Regions from separate parts of the Homo sapiens genome. Here region 1 is linked to region 2. A link is an interaction called in ENCODE POLR2A ChIA-PET data of the cell type or tissue named here. Cell type or tissue: GM12878. All regions are shown on one strand. Links, peaks and the distances in the headings refer to the core of each region. The heading gives the core; the rest is flanking DNA. Region 1 overlaps CACNB4 (calcium voltage-gated channel auxiliary subunit beta 4). Region 2 has its middle 37 kb from the start of NEB.

Region 1 (9,199 bases), core at 521-8,520, 91 kb before region 2:
CGCAACAGTGCTGTTAAAGGTTTGCCCTCAAGAATGAAGAATCTGATGTTCTTCCTCAATCCTGAGGCCCAGAAAAAGGGAATTTATTTAATTGTAACAGCAGAGATTTGTCTCGAATCAAGTAGAATTGTCGCATCCATTACTGTACACATACTACTGAAGTTGGTTTTAATAGAAATTGAATGCAAATTTCAATCTCAAGTATTCATGGGGTCTGATGACATGGCAGAGGGTCTGGAGGAAGAGCCCAGCAGTAGCAAAAGTAATAGCTGAAGAGAGAGACTTAGCCCTGGAGAAATCTGATATATTTCTCCAGCAGGAGAAAGATAGGTAGATATTAAAGGGGTGAGGGGTGAGAGAATGGACTTGATTTCAAATATTAAGAGGCCAGGCAGCAGAATGAACAATAAGGAGTTCCTTGGTTGAGTGTATGTGGAGACTTTGATAAGAAAGAAATTCGCTGGTAGCGTCACACTGACTCTGACATGTCTTCTTCGTGGGGAATATCGTTAGGTTTTGAGCTATAACATCATGCTGCATTATGTTTTACCAATTGATACAAGGAGAGAAAAAAACAAATAGTCTTTAATTGAAACCAGCCAAGAGAACAATGACAAGGAAGGCTTTAGCACAGTGACACGGCATAAACAATATGTTCTAATGGAAACCTACTCTGTGTTTCATGGGCTATGAATGCAGTACGTTAGACAAAATAGGAGAAAGTCCTATTATTTTTCAGAAAGTACAAAGAAGGGATCTGTTGGCTACGAGGCTTTCTTCTTTAATCTGCTTTTCAGATCTTAGTAGAAAATAATTCAACAAATTGGATGAAAGTCCAACAGTTTGACTATTGCAGAATCATAAACTTGGGATTTTTTTGATACCTTAGAAATTATTTGAGTCAGTTTAGAGCTACTTATTATACAATTTTATTGCTGTAGCTGCTATTGTGGGGCCTAACTGTAATACATGTAAGAAAAACAGAATACTAGGCTGGGCGCAGTGGCTCATGCCTATAATCCCAGCACTTTGGGAGGCCCAGGTGGGCAGATCACCTGAGGTCGGGAGTTCGAGACCAGCCTGACCAACATGGAGAAACCTCATCTCTAATAAAAATACAAAATTAGCCAGGCGTGGTGGCGCGTGCCTGTAATTCCAGCCACTCGGGAGGCTGAGGCAGGAAAATCACTTGAACCTGGGAGGCAGAGGTTGCGGTGAGCCAAGATCATGCCATTGCACTCCAGCCTGGGCAATAGGAGCAAAACTCTGTCTCAATAAAAAAAAAAAAAAAGAAAGAAAGAAAGAAAAAGAAAAACACAATACTAAACAGTTCCTGAGCGCCCTCTGTATTTTTGAATATCTACATGAAGCAATGATTCCTGTGCTGACGACGACACAGTGGATACACAATGGGCATGGAGCTTCTCTCTTCATTTCACACCACAAATATTAATTGGGGATTACCCATTTGGATGAGGTTTGTTCAGCTGGCTGAATCTACCATTCACAGGCTGAACAGCCAGCAGTCAAACCAGTTGCAGTTTGTTGACCTATGCCAATCATTTCAAATCCCCCAAAAAGTTGTTACTTTAGGCTTTTGACAACTGGATCAGATCAACTCTGTGACATTTATTGGACAATTTGTAACTGATAATGATCATGGCCAAAAATCTTAGATGAACATCGTGTAACCTACACAGATAGGATCTCAAGCTAAAGGATGCTTTTAGCCTAAGAACACATAAAGGGAAAAAAAGGGCTTGAGAAAGAATTTGAAAGAAAAGAAGCTAAACATACAACTTAGGGAGACTCAAAGCGATAGTATTTATTAATAAAAAGAAATGGGAACAATTGGTGCTGTCACAAGGCAACCAAGCCATATAAGAATGAAGATAATTTCTAATTGCAGTCAACAAATGGAAAAAGAACAGCAGCAACTTCCGTTTCGTAATCAATTTCATTCTCCTATGCATTCTTCCTACTGTTTTCTATTCAAATGCAGACTCATAAACAGCCACTCAAACACCAGTAATAATTAATTGAACACTTGAGTGTCAAACTTGAATATTTAAATTAGTAGGTTTTGAGTACAGTGTATCTGACCTGATTCTCTCACCCACATTTCACGGACTCTGGGAATGAGAGGGGTCATGGTAGACTGCCCACTTTTGAGAGTAGGACATAAGGAAACTATCTCCTTCGAGTCTTTAAATCTCCAATAATTGTTTGCCTTGTGTACATTATATATGTGTTTATTAACAGAGGACACTATGAATAATTATTTAAGAATGCGCTTTTATATATAACCTTATTTGCTCTTAATGGCAACCCCATGAGATAGTTATGGCAAAGCTACTATTGCCATTTTATTGATTAGGATACTGAGGTCAAAAGATGGAATGACTCATGCAACTACCAAGACAAAGATCCAGGAAGATACTCGGGTCTCCTGTGCCTTTCCATTCTCCTGAAAGTGCACTGTTGCATTCTTCGGAACACTCTTCCCTACTAATACCAGAAGTTTTCAAAAATTATTATACTGTCTGGGCTGCATATTGGATGTAGCAAGGATAGAATATAGACAGATCTTACAGCTGTTACGTTACCAGCGTGGAAATACAAATTATTTTTTGATGAATCTGTCATAACTGAAAGTAATATCTTTCCACAGAAAATCACAGAAAACTAATACAACTCACGATGGATTGCAGCAGTTAGGATGAATTCTAAAGTGGAAATAAGCAACAATTGGGGTTCAGATTTACTATATTTAGGGAATGATGTTTGCTAGTTTTCAGGAACATTCGCTGCTACATCCAGTCTGCTGGGGAACTAAACTCCTATTAGTCTTTTACCTACTGGCCAGCAAGTCACAGAAAGTTTTCCAAGGGAACTTTTTAGAGATGTATACCAAACAAGGTACATGGGAATGCTGAAACTAGGGGGACTAGCTGAGACTAGGGGGTCTCAGCATAGCAAGAAAAGAAGTAGAAAGGATACCACTTTAAGTTAAAAAAAGTATATAAGCTAGATAGTATTCAGTTGTGAATGTGATTGCTTTTCTGGAGAGCCTTTTATAAAAAAGAATTTTGGGTTTGGTGTCTGGTTTTGATAATAATAAGCATCTATGCACAGAAAAGGGAAACTCCTATTTTGTCTTACTGAAGGTTTTCTAGGGCTGTGCATGTCTTCTTCTGAGCTCTGTTTTATGCATGTGTATTTTTATTAATCAATAACTTGTATTAGCAAACTAACTTGTATTAGCAAATAAAATGAGAAAACGTGCCCTTTATTGTCTGCATCTTTCCCTGTATTGGAACACATGAAAAGGTTTTTTTCTGAATTTTTTCAAACTTTGGTCGTGTTTGAAAATAGCTTTGTAAAAGTACTTTTATAACTCAGAAAAAAAAAGTGTGAATCTGATGATAATCCCTTCAGATTTGAAGAACCAAGAGTCTCTTGTTTGTATAGAACTAGAAAATTTTATTTTCACTAAAGGAGACTGGAATTCAACTTTCTGGGTTGTTGGGCCCTCCAAACATCATTAGTCCAAAAATCATTGGTCTAGAAAGTTGAATTCTGTCCCTAAACCCACCGACTTGTCTCTCGTCATATATTTGGATTGCTCTGAAACATGCCTGTATGTTTCTATCCAGCAGCTCCATTCTTAAATAAACCAGAAACCCAAAAACACAAAAATAAACACACATCGCTGAGCATGGTGGCTCACACCTGTAATCCCAGTGCTTTGGAAGGCTGAGGTGGGTAGATCACCTGAGGTCAGGAGTTTGAGACCAGCCTGGCCAATGTGGTGAAACCTCATCTGTAGTAAAAATACAAAAATTAGCCATGTGTGGTGGCACATGCTTGCAATCCCAGCTACTTGGGAGGCTGAGGTGGGAGGATCGCTTGAAACTGGGAGGTGGAGGTTGCAGTGAGTTAAGATTGCACCACTGCACTCCAGCCTGGGTGACAGAGCGAGACTCCGACTCAAAAAAATTAAATTAAAAAAAAAAAACCACACAAACCCTATTCTGGAGAGGAAAGGAGCTGCCTATGAGACTTCATGCCTGAAAGCTGCAGTGGCCAACTGGAGTAATAGAAAGTCAGGTGTGGGTTTACTCTACCTCAACTTGATTTAAATTCTCACTATCTCAGAGCAAGGCGAAGACTTGACTGTGCATCCATGCTTGACCACTTGACTCATAGCTTGAGATTCGGGCTTGTAGAACACTGAACTGTAAGAGAATGGTGGAGTCAGGTGACTTGGCACTGGCCCGATACCCAGGGGCTAGTTTAGACCTGAGCTGTAACTAACCATGTGCAGCTTTCTGTGTGTGTCTCAGTTTCCCTCTTGGTAAGATGAAAAAGTTGTTACACCAGTGTTTTCCAGTGTCTTTTAGCAGTTGAACAGCTTTTTATAGTGAAATCATATATAAAGCCCCAATGCAGAAAACAGAAATGCAGACATGTTTACCTGGCACTGAGGATAGTGAAGCTGGAGCCCACTGAACCTCCCTTTAGTCCTCAGAACAGTCCCTGAGGTGTATCTGCAAAAACTCTTGGTTTCTGCGGGAGACAATTTTGAAGATGCATCAAATAATGAAAAGGGTCTAACAGTTCTAAAATTTTAAGAATTGAAAACTTCCTGACAACCCACAGCATATAAACATAATGACACAGGCAAGCAGTGCTTTGCTTAAAATGGCACCAGAACTTTTGCACAGACTGTTGTTTTAAAGAATGATTTCCAACCATCTGAGGAAAGGACTATTTTAAATTCTCTCCAAGGCTTTAGGTCACTGAAATCAGGTACAGTCTCCTGACATAGCTGGCAGTGTTGTCCCCAGACAGGTATGAAATGACATATGTTTCAGTAATTGATAATTCTACCCTCCTTCCTGCTTCAATCCCCAAAGAGTTTGAAAACAGAAGAGAATGGGTGTACTAACTGAGTATAAAAGGGGAGGGGTGCTACTTTCCTTGTCTCCTTTCTGGGAACCATGCTGTGAAGATGAGAATGGAGAAAGGCCCATGGTGACAGTAACTGGCCTAAAGAGGCAAGCTTTGAATTCTACTGGTAGATAATTGGAAGTTGAGCAATCTCAGTTTAAAATAGTCTTTAAATTCTAAGTTGCAGATATTCTCATTTGATAAATCATATGCAAATAGATGCCCCTCTGCATTTATTTGCAATGTCTTTGCTTTATTCTTCAGTTTTTTTTTTTTTTTTGAGACAGGGTCTCACCCTGTCTCCCAGGCTGGAGTGCAGTGGCGTGATCTCGGCTCACTGCGGCCTCTGCCCCCTGGGCTCAGATGACCTCCCCCACCTCAGCCTCCCAAGTAGCTGGAACTACAGGCATGTGCCACTGTGCCTGGCTAGTTTTTGTATTTTAGTAGAGACGGAGGTTCACCTTGTTGGCCAGGCTGGTCTTGAACTCCTGACCTCAAATGATCCACCCATGTCGGCCTCCCAAAGTGCTGGGATTACAGGCATGAGCCACCATGCCAGGCCCTGCTTTATTCTTCTCTTGCATGACCGAAGGATACTTTCTAACGTAGAAAATCCTGGCACAATACTCACATTACTTTCAACTAGAGTGCCTTATGACTGCCCACCGTATGCATTCAAAGTCTTATGCAAATATGCTGAAGAATCTTATGCATGCAGAAAAAATAAAACCATTTTTTCACATTCTTATAAATGAAGTATCCCTTTGGGCCTGTGGAGAATCACGTGTGTATCACAAAAGAATGCAGCTTAGCCACAGACTGGTAGATTGTCTTTGATAATCAAAATGAAGAGGGTTTCCCAGCTTTGACTGGCATCATTAAATGCCAGAGCAAAGCATTTGTAGTTCCTGAAGGTCTTGTTCAAGAGCAAATCAACTATGAATTGTGGCAAATTGTATTGCTACTTCCTAGAAAGAGCATGGTTTATTTATATGTCTTGATTCCTTCCTGGTGTGGTGTATATTATAAAGGGAATTCAGCAAGGCAGGCCATAATGGAGGAAGAACATTTTTACTGGAGTAGGTTTTTTTGTGTGTGAAACAGTTTAAACCTTCCTCCATTCTGCTCTGCTTGCATTCTGATACTAGCCAGAGCCTGTTTAAAATACTTGTGGCCAATGTTTGTTATACTGTGGTTCCCCTGTAGCATGTAAATTGGTTATTAAGTACTGTGGTTATAAATCACTTGGAGAGCCCCATAACATTTTTACTGGCTTGTTCTGTTCTGTGTTCCTATTCATAGGATTTCAATAACGAGAGTGACAGCTGACATTTCTCTTGCTAAGAGGTCTGTCCTAAATAATCCCAGCAAGAGAGCAATAATTGAACGTTCGAACACCCGGTCCAGCTTAGGTAAGATGTTCAAATGTGGTACTTCTTCAAGCTGTGCTTACAGACCGGGCTGACACATGGTGCATTTGTGAATGTCTTTTTCAATTTGTTCCCCATTCTGAACGGGGGAGCACTGAGTACCTAAAAAGAATGCTAGCTATGGACAAGAAGGCAGCAGAGTCTTGCAGTAGCGAGAGCTTGCTGTCTCTCAGCTTTAGTCAATTAGCTAATTAGTAGTCTGGTGGAAAGAATCCTCAATGGGCTCTCCTAGTCTTTTCCTGCCTAACTACATGAAACCAGTCATCTCCACTTTGCTCAGCTTCTCAACAAGGCTAATGATATCTGTCATACCTGAGTCACAGCTGACATAAAAGGAAACGAGGTGTTCAGCCTTCTGAGATCTTTAGAAGAAAAGCTAGATAACGGTGTTCTTGGTGTTGTGAATGGCAATGACCATTAGTAACATGCAGGGACTTTAAACATGTCTTTCCTGGGGTACCAGTTGGAAAGCATCCTAAAATTCCCCATGATGGAGAAGAATAAAGGCTGTAAGTGAGTAGCTCCGTCAAGCCATAGGTGAGCAGGGCTGTGGAGGATGGATCATAACCCACAGAAGCGAGTCCATAGTGCTGGTGAATTACATCGTTCATCTGGAAAGCCTGTTCATGGTCTCCACGATTGCCAAGGGTGGTGTAGTCCACTCATGACTTCCTAGGATTCTCTTTACATTCATATTCTGAGGGCAACTTGTTTTAACTAGGAAGGATAAATAGGGCTCTTCCATGCCTTACATTTTTTAAACTGTTGAAATTAGCTCTATAGATAATAGAAAAATAAAATTAAGATTTCCAAGACAGAGTGCATGCCCTAACATCACATTAAGAACCCACTGACCTTGAGCCAAAGATCGTGCAATTTGTAAAGAAGGTACAAAATATTATCTGTGTGTTCCTGACATGGGATTGGCATGTGATAATTGCTAATAAATGTGGGATGGTTGCTTTGTGAAGGATTACTAAACATACCAAATAGAGTAGTGGTCAGTGCTTGTGAGGGGAAGATCCCAGCGATTAGTGGTCCCTTCTTTTGTCTTGTATTTAGAGCCTTCCACATGCAGAGGGAAACATGCTCAAAGGCACAGTATTTTGACCTTGAAGAGGTACAATGGCAGTGTTGATGGTGAATCCTATTAGGTAATGACTAAAGTTAAATATCATGGGTGACAGGGACATTAAGTTAGGTTGAAGTTTCTCAAACAAACATCAATTCTCTGCTCTCCTGTTTTCTACCCATTTTGTAACTCCTTATAGTGTCTTTGGCTTTTAAGTACTCCTTCTAATGTATGGTGAGAGGCTAAAAGATAATTAAAAGCTTAAGCCAGGTTGTCTGACTCCTTTAACCATTGACACCTGCCAAGGGCTTCATGTGTATTCACTGAAGTCATTCCTTACAATCCATTCACCTGCTGTCAGAGTCAGTGGGGTGGATGGGGGGCATGTTAGTGTAAACAAGAAGAAACAAAGTATATCTCACCTCATGGTTTTTACCTTTACTCTGTAAAGTCATAAACCCACAACCATTGGAATTAATTTCATGGCAATCTATTAATTTTATAATAACCACAATGTGATCCATTTGTGTGCTTGTTAATGCACATTTGTAGATTCCTTCATCAAATGTTTATTGAACACTTGTTATGTGCCATGCATTGTGCTAGACTTAGGAAATAAAGACATAACCCACACACAGTATCTTACCCATGGGCAAAGAGACAGAAGAGACAGATGGTTAGAATACCTGTGACAGTGGAATTATGAACAAGGAACTAGGGGTATAAAGAAGAGTAGGGGTTAAGAGATGTGTGAGAAGACTTCTCAGAAGTTATATTTGAGCTGGTTCTTCAAGGCAGGCAGGAATGTACAAAGACATTGACATGTAAACAAAAATATGTTGTTGAGAAACAAGTAGATTTGTGTATAGCATGCTTAGAACAGGGAAGTTGGTGGTGTGATTTGAGAGGAACAGAAGAGATTGAAAAAGATTGAGGCCAATGTGTTGGGGTTCTAATGCACCTTGCTAAAGAGAACTCCAAAATAGATCCCATGCAATGTTAATTTTACAACATAGTAACAGTTGTTACATTCAGAATGTTTTCCATTGTCAAATAAATTTGGAAATGATGAATTAAACTGACAGGTTTCTTCTCTGCAAGACTTAGAGCCTTGAAGATATGAAGGATAATGCATGTTTGAAATTCTAAAGAGAAGCTATTATAGTATTCAATATAACCCTTACACAAAACCCCCTTCTTCCCATAGGATATCTTATGAGATTATTGTTCCAGAGTACTCACTTTGGGAAATGTTGCTTTGGACCCTGGGGAGCCATTGAAGTGTTTTAAGCATGGGAGAAATATGAACAGGTTTGAGTATAAGGGATATAATTTGTGACAGGGATCCTGGAGAGAGGTGGGCCCAAATCATCATGGTCAGTTTATAGAAGTGTTCATCGAGGTCCTCCAGCATCATAGTCCATGACTCCCCAGGGCTCCATTTGACTGGAATAGGATTATGAGGAAAACTTATTTGGAACCCCTCTGAGAATCAGTCCAGGTAGCCAAGATTTTTTGATTTGGTTGAGATCTTTTTCTTTAAAAAACAAAAAAAGAGCTATATAGATAAATATGCCTCACAGATAAAATATATTTATTACATTCTGTATACATATTATCCAAACATTGGGCTCACCCCAGTATTTAATGTGGCCTTCTCCAGCATCCCTGCTGGCTTGTTCTGCCCAAGCACCTCTCTTCCTCTGCCCAAGTGCCTGTTGCCTAAGAGTTTTGTGTTGGTTAA
Region 2 (9,199 bases), core at 782-8,781:
AGTCCCCACCCTTCAAATTGTCCTGCCTTTTGGGACTTAACCAATGTATACCTCACATGTATTGATTGATGTCTTTTGTCTCCCTAAGACATATAAAACCAAGCTGCAACCCAACCACCTTGGGCACATGTTCTCAGGACCTCTTGAGACAGTGCTGTGGGCCATGGTCACTCATATTTGGCTCAAAATAAAACTCTTCAAATATTTTACAGACTTTGGCTCTTTTCACTGACAGTACTGTTCTGGGATTTGTCGTGGCAGGGTATGTGTCTTAGTCCATTTTTTACTGCTGTAACATTCTAACACAGACTGGGTAATTTACAAACAATAAAGATTTATTTCTCACAGTTCTGGAGGCTGGGAAGTCCAAGACCAAGGTGCTGGCAGGTTCAGTGTCTGGTGAGGGCCTGGTCCCTTAAGCCCTTTTATGAGGGCCCTAATCCTATCCGTGAGGGCACTGCCCTTATGACTTGATTACTTCCTGAAGGCCTCACCTCTCAACACTATCACATTGGTAATTATGTTTCAACATATGAATTTGGGGGGACATATTCAGACGCTAGCAATATGTAATGTAATTTTTTTCTTCCGATAATACTTTCTTTGGCTAATTTGTGGCTAGCATGCTTTCCATTGGGATGTTGGTACTAGCCAACTGGGCTGTCTACTGAAATGAGTTTGTCCCAGGTTTCTGGGTAGGAAACTGTCTCCTTAAAAGTGACTTTTAGGGGCCAGGCATCATGGCTCATGCTTGTAATCCCAGCAATTTGGGAGGCCAGGAGTTCAAGACCAGCCTGGTCAACGTAGCAAGACCCCATCTCTGCAAAAAATAAAAAATAAGTAAATTACCCTGGCGTGGTGGTACATGCCTCTGTCCCAGCTACTCAGGAAGCTAAGGTGGGAGGATCACTGGCCTGGGAGGTCATGGCTGCAGTGAGCTGTGATCATGCCACTGCACTCCAGCCTGGGAGACAGAGTGAGACCTTGTCTCCAAAACAAAACAAAACAAAACAATACAAAAAGTGACTTAGATGTGTGCCCCTCACTAAGTAATATTCATCATACTGATGACACAGTGCTTGGGAGAAAATCCACCGTGCATGTTTAAAACTCCGTTTTAATGCTATGAGGGTAAAATGTGTGTCGTGCAAGAAGATAAGCCACTTAATTTGGTATCCAAAGCAATAGCTGCCTCCCACCCACATTTGACTAATGTTAGTTTCATTGCTTGGTGCTGTTATCTTTTGTCGCTATGAGTTTCTGAATCAGAGAGACAAGAGGGCAGTGAATGCCACATCACCCAGCCCTCCTCTTTGCACTTAGGGAGCAGTCTGGGTGATGGATTCTGAACCATCCTGCACAGAGAGTTCCCAAAGGTGTCAGTGGGGATTTGTAAGCAGGAAGAAGTTCCTAATATTTAAGGGAGAATTCTGCCGTGCAGATCTGAGAGCCCAGCCCACAGCTCAGAGTGAACAATTTTTAACTTTTAACTTTTCCAGAACATGAAGACTTACCCTCCTAGGTTTCAAAGAATATCTACCAGTAATATTTTGCTGGAGAACCATGTCTTATAAAAGATCCAGTAATTTTGGTGAGAGATCTCCAAGGCAGGTGAGGGAGGTAAGGGGTTCATGGGGCTATTTCCCCAGCACTACTAGTAACTTAATAAAATATCAGCTGCTGTTTGACAACAAACAGAGACACACTATAAAACCACAACTGTTCCTTTCAGACTGTATTAATAGAAAAAATCTGGTAAACAAGAAAGATCAGTACAAGAATGTTCCACCAAGTAGATCCAATTTCTCAAAGGAAATGTTAATCCCTACGCATGAAAGGCTTTCACATTAAAAAAAAAAAGTGAGTCATCATTGTATCACTGATTATTTTAAGCAGTTTTATAGAGGTTAACGGGTGTCGGAGTCAAGTAAGTCATTTCTTTTTTTTCCCCTTCAAATATTTGTAAGGAGTATTACAGATATATTCTTAAAAAAAATTAAAGTATGTTTAAAGATTTCTATGTGCCCCTCTCCAATTTCATTCCACTCTTTTCACCCTAAAATAAACTATATTATGTCTTAGTTTCAAGTATGCTTTCTACTTGCTATATATGTAGCATCAATAAATGAAGTACAGAACTGCCTCTGCATACGTTAAATTTTTAAAAAATGGTAACTACTGCTAATAATTCGTGTCTTCTTATAGAAATGTCTACAAATATACAAGCATACATATCTATTTTACATGAAATAAGCTTCTATGTATCTACACCTTGTGTTGTTCTCTTACTGTATCTTAGATAACTTTTTATATTCACACAGATCTACCTCATTTGTTTTAATAGCTGTACATTTCATGTTAGAGGTACCTTAATTTGTTACCCCAACTTCCTATTGATGGGCATTTAATTGTTTACTTTCCCCTATTGCAATCATTTCTTTGTTACAAATATTGCTGAAGATGTTTCCATGTACTCATAAAAGTATATATATATATATACATATATATATATATATATATACATATATATATATATATATATATATGTATATATATGAACTAAATTACTAGAAATGGAGCTGCCAGGTCAAAGGATTTGTTCAGTTTATATTTTTAAAGACATAATTGCTCTTCAAAAAGTTTGACTGTCTATTATATTCTCGGTATTATCAAATGACTTAACATTAGACAAGCATTGGTGAAAAATGGCATTTTAATTAGCATTTCTTTAATTTTATATAAGATAAAAACTCTTTTCATTGTTTATTGGCCCTTTTATTCCCTTTGAACTGCATATTCAAAGCCTTTTCTCATTTTTAAAAAAGATTGAACCCCTTTTATAAAGACTAACGGGTGTTGGAGTCAAATGAGTCTTCCTTTTTTTTATTCTTTTTTTTTTCCTCTAAATATTTTTAAAGAATATTACAGATATATTCTTAATGAAATAAAACATTAAAATATATTTAAAGATTCATTTATGCCCCTTTTTCAAATTGCTATATAAGGGCCTTTATATATTAGGGAAATTAACTCCATTCTCCTATGAATTGCAATTATCTTTTACCACTTCATTTTCTTTTAACTTATGGCATTTTTAATGCAAAATTTATGTAGTACATTTGTCAATCTTCTTTATGATTTCTGGGTTGTATCTTATTCAAGAAAGTATCTCCTCAGGCCAAGAATATCTCCTTCTAGTACTTTCATGGTTTCATTATGTTGTACTTACATCATTATTCATCTGGGATTAATATTCATGTAAGAAACAAAATAGGAATCTAACTTTTTTTTTCATTGCAGTAAGTCCTCACAGCATTTACTGAATAATCTTTCTTACCCTGCTTAGAAATGCTGCTTTTATCATTTCTATTTTATCCTCTATTCTGAGCCAGTGATCTTCTGAGTCATCTTGCAATATCACAAACTCTTTTAAATTTCTGTAGTTTAATAATATGGTTTAATATCTAATATGGCTAGTTTCTTCAGATTTACTTTTTTTTAGAGAGTAGCTACTAGCCGGCTCTGGTATACCACCAAATAAAGTATTGTTGTTGTGCTATGAAAAACATTCTTAGGCCATGCTAGGAACACAAAGCAGAGAATAGTCAATTCCATTTGAGGAAGATAGTAGAGGAAGCTTTATAGAGAGACTTTCAGGTGTTTGAAGGTTTTCTTTAAAGACATGGAATGTAACCCTCTTTTGTAGCACATGAGGCCTTCCATTTTTGTTCCATTCTTGGACCAGATAGTTGAGAAGTCTGTATTTAGAAGAAGTACAAGCTTCGTATCGTCAATGGCAAGATGAAGAACAAAGATCCCAGGTGATCCTAACGTGCTGCAAGGGATAGAACCAGAGACTCCTCTGCTGAAAAGCCTTAGCTGGCTCCTCATCTTTAAGTTACAAGACTGTAGAATTTGTTTGTCTTAAGTTTCTTTCTTACTCTAGCCTGAGTCTTTGCCACTCAAAGATTTTGTGTTGAACAATTACAGAACCAAACTGGGGCATTGCTAATAAATTTGCCTCACAAAACTGGGGAATCCCAGTCTTTGGGAAAAAAAATTATCTGATAGGAATGTTGTGTGGAAGCCAGGAAGATTGGATTAGAAGATATTAGAGTTCTTCCACTTTTCAGTAAGCTGATGGTGCTATGAAGAGTCTGGTTGGAGTCATTTTTCAGTCTTTCAGAAGGAGCATTGTTGAATCCCTGTAATGTCCTGTGGGTAGTGTTTGATGTAAGGGAGATTCTGTCTTGGCTGAGATGTAAGCCCATGTGGCCCTCTGGAAAGAAAAGAGGTTGGGGACGTGTGACTCGGGCTGTGGCCAACCTCCTTCACACCTCCTCTGTCTCTCACAGGTACCAGCACCCTCCCTGGTTCAGGCAGGGAATGAGGAATAGGTTTGTGTGAGATGGGAGACCTCCAAGAGCTATTGTGGGATCATTTGTTGAGCGGCCAAAATGAAATGTATTTCTCTTCCCAAGACATGTGCATTGCCTTCGCTAGCTTCTTTTTGAAGCAGGCATATTCCCTTTTTTGTTTACACCGTAAGCACTCAATAAATAGTATGCCTCGGTAGTCATAATAATCCGTGGTTGCTTCCAGAAACAAGCCAAACTCATGAGTAAAACCAGCATTAGTGGACGCCAAACAACTGTCGCATTTCAGACACCTCAGAGCCAGCTTGGTAGCCAATGATCTTTCAGTGCGAGCTGGCTCCTTGGTGTTACTGGAGGAGAAGCAACTGCATTCCCAGAGGCATGGGGCTGCCCCAGACAGCTGTGTTTGCTGAACTGTTTCATGTCACTTCTCTATTTAGTCCAGAAATAGAGATCTGAGAAAAGAAAAAAACCAAAACAATGGCAAGGTCTAAATGTAAATGTAATACGGCAATGACAATGGCTTGTTGGCTTAGATCATGGGAATGCTTCATAGTGTCCAGGCCCTAGGCAGGAAAGGGAGGCTAAGCCAAGATTTGAGGGTCCCCATTTCTAAATCGAGGTCTTCAAAGGCCTAGATTAGTTTAACATGTAAATTCTTCACTCTACCCTTGCTCAACTGGAGAGTCTATGTCTGGGCTTCTGACAAGGAGGAGAGGCTAGAGAAGAAAGAACAATGGGTACTGAAATGGCCCAATAGAGTATTTGTCTCAGATGTCTTTAGAGAAGGAAACAAAGGTCGTCTAACTTGGTGATGTGGTGCAGTGTTAAGGAACCTGGAGTGTGTCTGGAGAAGAGCCTCCTAACTCTGGTTCTATGTTGGCCATAACATTTTCTCTCTAAGCCCAGTTTATCTCAGTTTGCTCATCTGTGTAATAGGAAGATAAGACTTCATAATATGATAATTTTCTAATTTTCTAACCTCTGATTCTAAGAGCTTCAATACTCTGCAAAGTTAAGCAGAGACCAAAAACTACCCCGGAGACCCAGACTTCATCCACAAATAGGGCTTATAAAATTTTTTTAATGTCTTCTGTAAAGTCTATACAATAATTTTATCACTCTCCACATCTCCATATTCCTTTAAGATTAGCTAACAGCACCTTGGACTAGTTCTACTCCAAAGAGGGTTAGAGAGACAGTACAGTTTTGTGATATTATTCGTAGGAGCCGAGGGAGTTTGACAAACCGAAATATTACCCAAACCTTACAGCTCTGCTTATCAAGCTCTTGCTTATCACCGCCATTGACAACAAAACCAAATATGTATGGCATATTCACAAAAAGGGGTGAGCTTACTGTGACAGGAACTTTGTTAAAAAACAAAATTGGTCCTGGGCCTGACAAGCTCATCCTATCATTTTGGAGGTAAATTTTCTTTCTTTCTTTTCTTTTTTTTTTTTTTTTTCTTTTTTGAGAGGCAGTCTTGTTCCTTCACCCAGGCTGAAGTACAGTGGCACCATCTCAGCTCACTACAACCTCCGCCTCCTGGGTCCAAGTGATTCTCCTGCCTCAGCCTCCCAAGTAGCTGGGATTACAGGCGGATGCCACCATGCCCGGCTAATTTTTGTATTTTTAGTAGAGATGGAGTTTCACCCTGGTGGCCAGGCTGGTCTCAAACTCCTGACCTCAAGTGGTCTGCCCACCTCATCCTCCCAAAGTGCTGGGATTACAGGTGTGAGCCACTGCACCTGACATTAGAGGTAAATTTTTAACAACAAGGTAAAATGCAAGGAGTGGCATCTCCTGGAAAATGAGGTCATGATGCTCTGTGGAGGAGGAGGGTCCTGATAGGAGCCTGGAAGGAGGAAGCCGCTGGCAGCGAAGAGAAGCCAGAGGCATGCCAAGCCAGGACAACACGATGAGCAGGACACCGAAGTGCCGTGTCAGAAGACAACAAGTACATGAGCATCTTTGTAGGGCAGGACAGATGAGAGCGAGCAGACGGCAGGTTCAGCTGGAAGGGGGTTCAAGATTTGGCAGACATCCCTAGTTGCCTATCCCAATATCTTCTCTTCCTCCTTAATCACCCAACCTTGATTTTTAGCTGAGCTTCTTAATGCTCAGAATTAAAGATAACACTTTCCACCCTCCTTTGCAATTAAGTGTGGCACATGGCTGGCTCTAAACAATGAGATATAGGCAGAAATATTCTGGGGGACTCTGGGAAGATGCATATCCATTTCCTCCTTTCTTCCTGCTACATGGACTGCAGATGGGGTGGCTGGAGTTCCAGCAGCCGTCTTGTGCTAGGAGGTGATTTGAGAATGGCATATGTTGAAGTTTATAGAGAAGAAAAGAAAGAGCCTGGGTTATTAATAATGCCTTGAAGTAGCCTGAGACTGCTTATCTCCACACTTGTTTTATATGAGAGAGAATTTTAAATTTTAAGATACAGTTATTTAGTATTTTTCTGTCATATGTATCCAGATTGTGGTAGGCCTAGAATTTTAGAATAAATTACTTTAATTCTTTAGAGACTAAAAAATGCTACAATTTAAAAATTAATATATCAGTTATATTTTGGGCAACTATTATATGTCAGACATTGTGGCAGATGTTGGAGGAATGTTCAGCTAATTTTCTGAAGGCCACAATACAGAGATGCTTTTGTGGTTCATTTAAATATGAGTTTATGTTTGGCTGTCAATGAGAACTCACATATATTTCTCATCTCTCTTTCCCTGTGATATATTTATAAAGCACATCAGTATAGGTAGTGTACTTGAATGGCACTGTCAGAACATCCTCTAAACCCCGGAGTTAAAATTGATGTCCTGCTTTCAGAAATAGCCAGGTAAATCCTTTCACTGGTCTAAAACTCTAAAATGAGCTTCCTCTATCTAGTAAGTCATCCATTTTACTTTGGCTCATCACATGCTATTAGAAAGACAGTCTTTCACTGCCCAAGAGCACCTAGAATATACCAAGTTGATGAGAGTGTTTGGCTGAGTGGGGAGTTGGGGGTTGGACCATTTTAAAGGGAAACAATATCTCTAATGCTCAGTTAAAAAAATACACAGGGAGCAACTCTATACAACTCCCCTTCTATTCCCTCCCCCACACTCACCCTCAGCTCTGAATCAAAGGTAGGGTTGTTCCCCAAGCTGGTTTTCTTTTTTTCATCAGGGTATTACTCTGTTGCCCAGGCTGAAGTGCAGTGGCATGATCATACCTCACTGCAACCTCGACCCCCTGGACTTAAGCAATCCTCCTATCTCAGTACCCGCAAGTAGCTGGGACTATAGGAACATGTCACCCACACTCAGTTAATTTTTTAAAATTTTTTCTAGAGACGGGGTCTTGCCATATTGGTCAGGCTGGCTTCAAATTCTTGGGCACAAGGTATCCTCCTGCCTCAGCCTCCCAAAGTGCTGGGATTACACGGGTGAGTCACTGTGCCCAGCCTTCAAGGCTGATTTTCTAGCAAGCTCTCAGGTGAGGCCAATGCTGCAGGTCTATCGACCACACTTTGGGTAGCAAGAGTAGGCAATGTCACCTGTCTCAGAAGTGTTTTATCTTAGTATCATGCACCCTGTGCCAGCCTGGATGACATCCCAGGCACAACAAGAAAAACATTGATGAACCTGACATGTTTGTGCTATTCTAATGCTACGAGTGGCAAATCCAGAATAGAGACCTGGTTGTATTCATAAGTACTGTACTCTCTTTACAGTAGTAATTTCTAATAAGGATGATGCTGATGATGTTAATAATAACGGTAGCTAACCTCTTTTTTTAGTATTTATTGTGTGTCTGATAGTGTAAGTGCATTCCATGCATTATTTAATTTAATGCTACCAGTAACTCTGTACAGTAGGCACTAGTCTAACCTCCACATTTCACATGAGGAAACTGAGGCTCAGAGAAGCTAAGCAGCTTTCCCAGGGTCACATGGCAGGCTCACAAGTGTAATGGCAAATATTTCTCTGCTCCTTGAAGAGGATTAGCAAGTCCTCCTTATTGCTCCCAGACAGTTGAGTGAGGGTGCTGAGCAGAGAGTTTTAGTCAATGGAAGGATTTACCTGGCTGTTTCTGAAAGCAGGACATCAATTTTAACTCCTTGGGTTTTGAAGACGTTTTGACAGTTTCCTCCAAGTATACTCCCTATAGTAATATACTTTTAAAATATATCACAGGGAGAGGGAGATGAGAAATATCTGTAAGTTATCACTGACAGCCAAACACAAACTCCCTGCTTACAAGTTTGTCTTCTTTCTTAAAACTTCAAAGTGAATACCTCTGGGATATGGGGACAAAAGTTGTCCTCAGGAACCATGAGTCATAGTGACTTTAGGAAATGATGATTTGACACCAGACAGCAGTAAGTGAACTATTTCAAGATGTCTCAGAGTCTTAGTGTTGGAAGGATCCTGGAGGCTGAAGTCCCCTCAGCGTTTCTACTCAGGGGCTGTGCATTCATGTTCCATACCCTTTGAGCCACAGCAGCCACTGCCGTGCCAGACAGGCTGCTGCTTTTTCAGGCAGCTCTAGTTGTTAGGAAGTCTTTCTCTGTATTAACTTCCCTGGAACTCTCTTAAGCCTCATTCTGCCCTGTGGAGGCCCTCAGATTCTGTCTCATCTGTCCTCTGTATGACACTAACATATGCCTGTTTCCAAGTTCCAACTCTAAGGTTGCCTACTTCTGACCTAAAATAAAACTGTGAGGGGTGTTCGTGTGTGTCCTCTGGTGCTTGAACATTGAACATGCATGTTTATGCCCACACTTGCTAAGTGCTAGCTGGGCTCATTGATTTTTCTTT

The links. Peaks named below come from ENCODE experiments on the same cell type or tissue, not always from the same donor. Only the 100,000 strongest peaks of a DNase experiment are listed, where the experiment ranks them.
Region 1: POLR2A ChIA-PET joins it to region 2 with 5 read pairs; 2 of 35 experiments call an interaction of 5 or more read pairs at or near these places.

What each region holds. Positions count from the first base shown.
Region 1 is chr2:151,857,877-151,867,075 of GRCh38, reverse strand. It overlaps CACNB4 (calcium voltage-gated channel auxiliary subunit beta 4), which reads left to right. Exons shown (of 14, transcript NM_000726.5): 10 at 6,256-6,365. Among named protein-coding and RNA genes, the nearest start is that of ARL5A, 34 kb to the right of the region's middle. In GM12878, for the core only: no CTCF peak of the experiment used is centred there; a DNase peak (open chromatin) is centred at 4,175; H3K27me3 peaks cover 120 bases.
Region 2 is chr2:151,767,271-151,776,469 of GRCh38, reverse strand. No RefSeq gene overlaps it. Among named protein-coding and RNA genes, the nearest start is that of NEB, 37 kb to the right of the region's middle. RefSeq lists enhancers at 4,289-4,468, 4,197-5,197. In GM12878, for the core only: no CTCF peak of the experiment used is centred there; a DNase peak (open chromatin) is centred at 4,739; H3K27ac peaks cover 1,110 bases.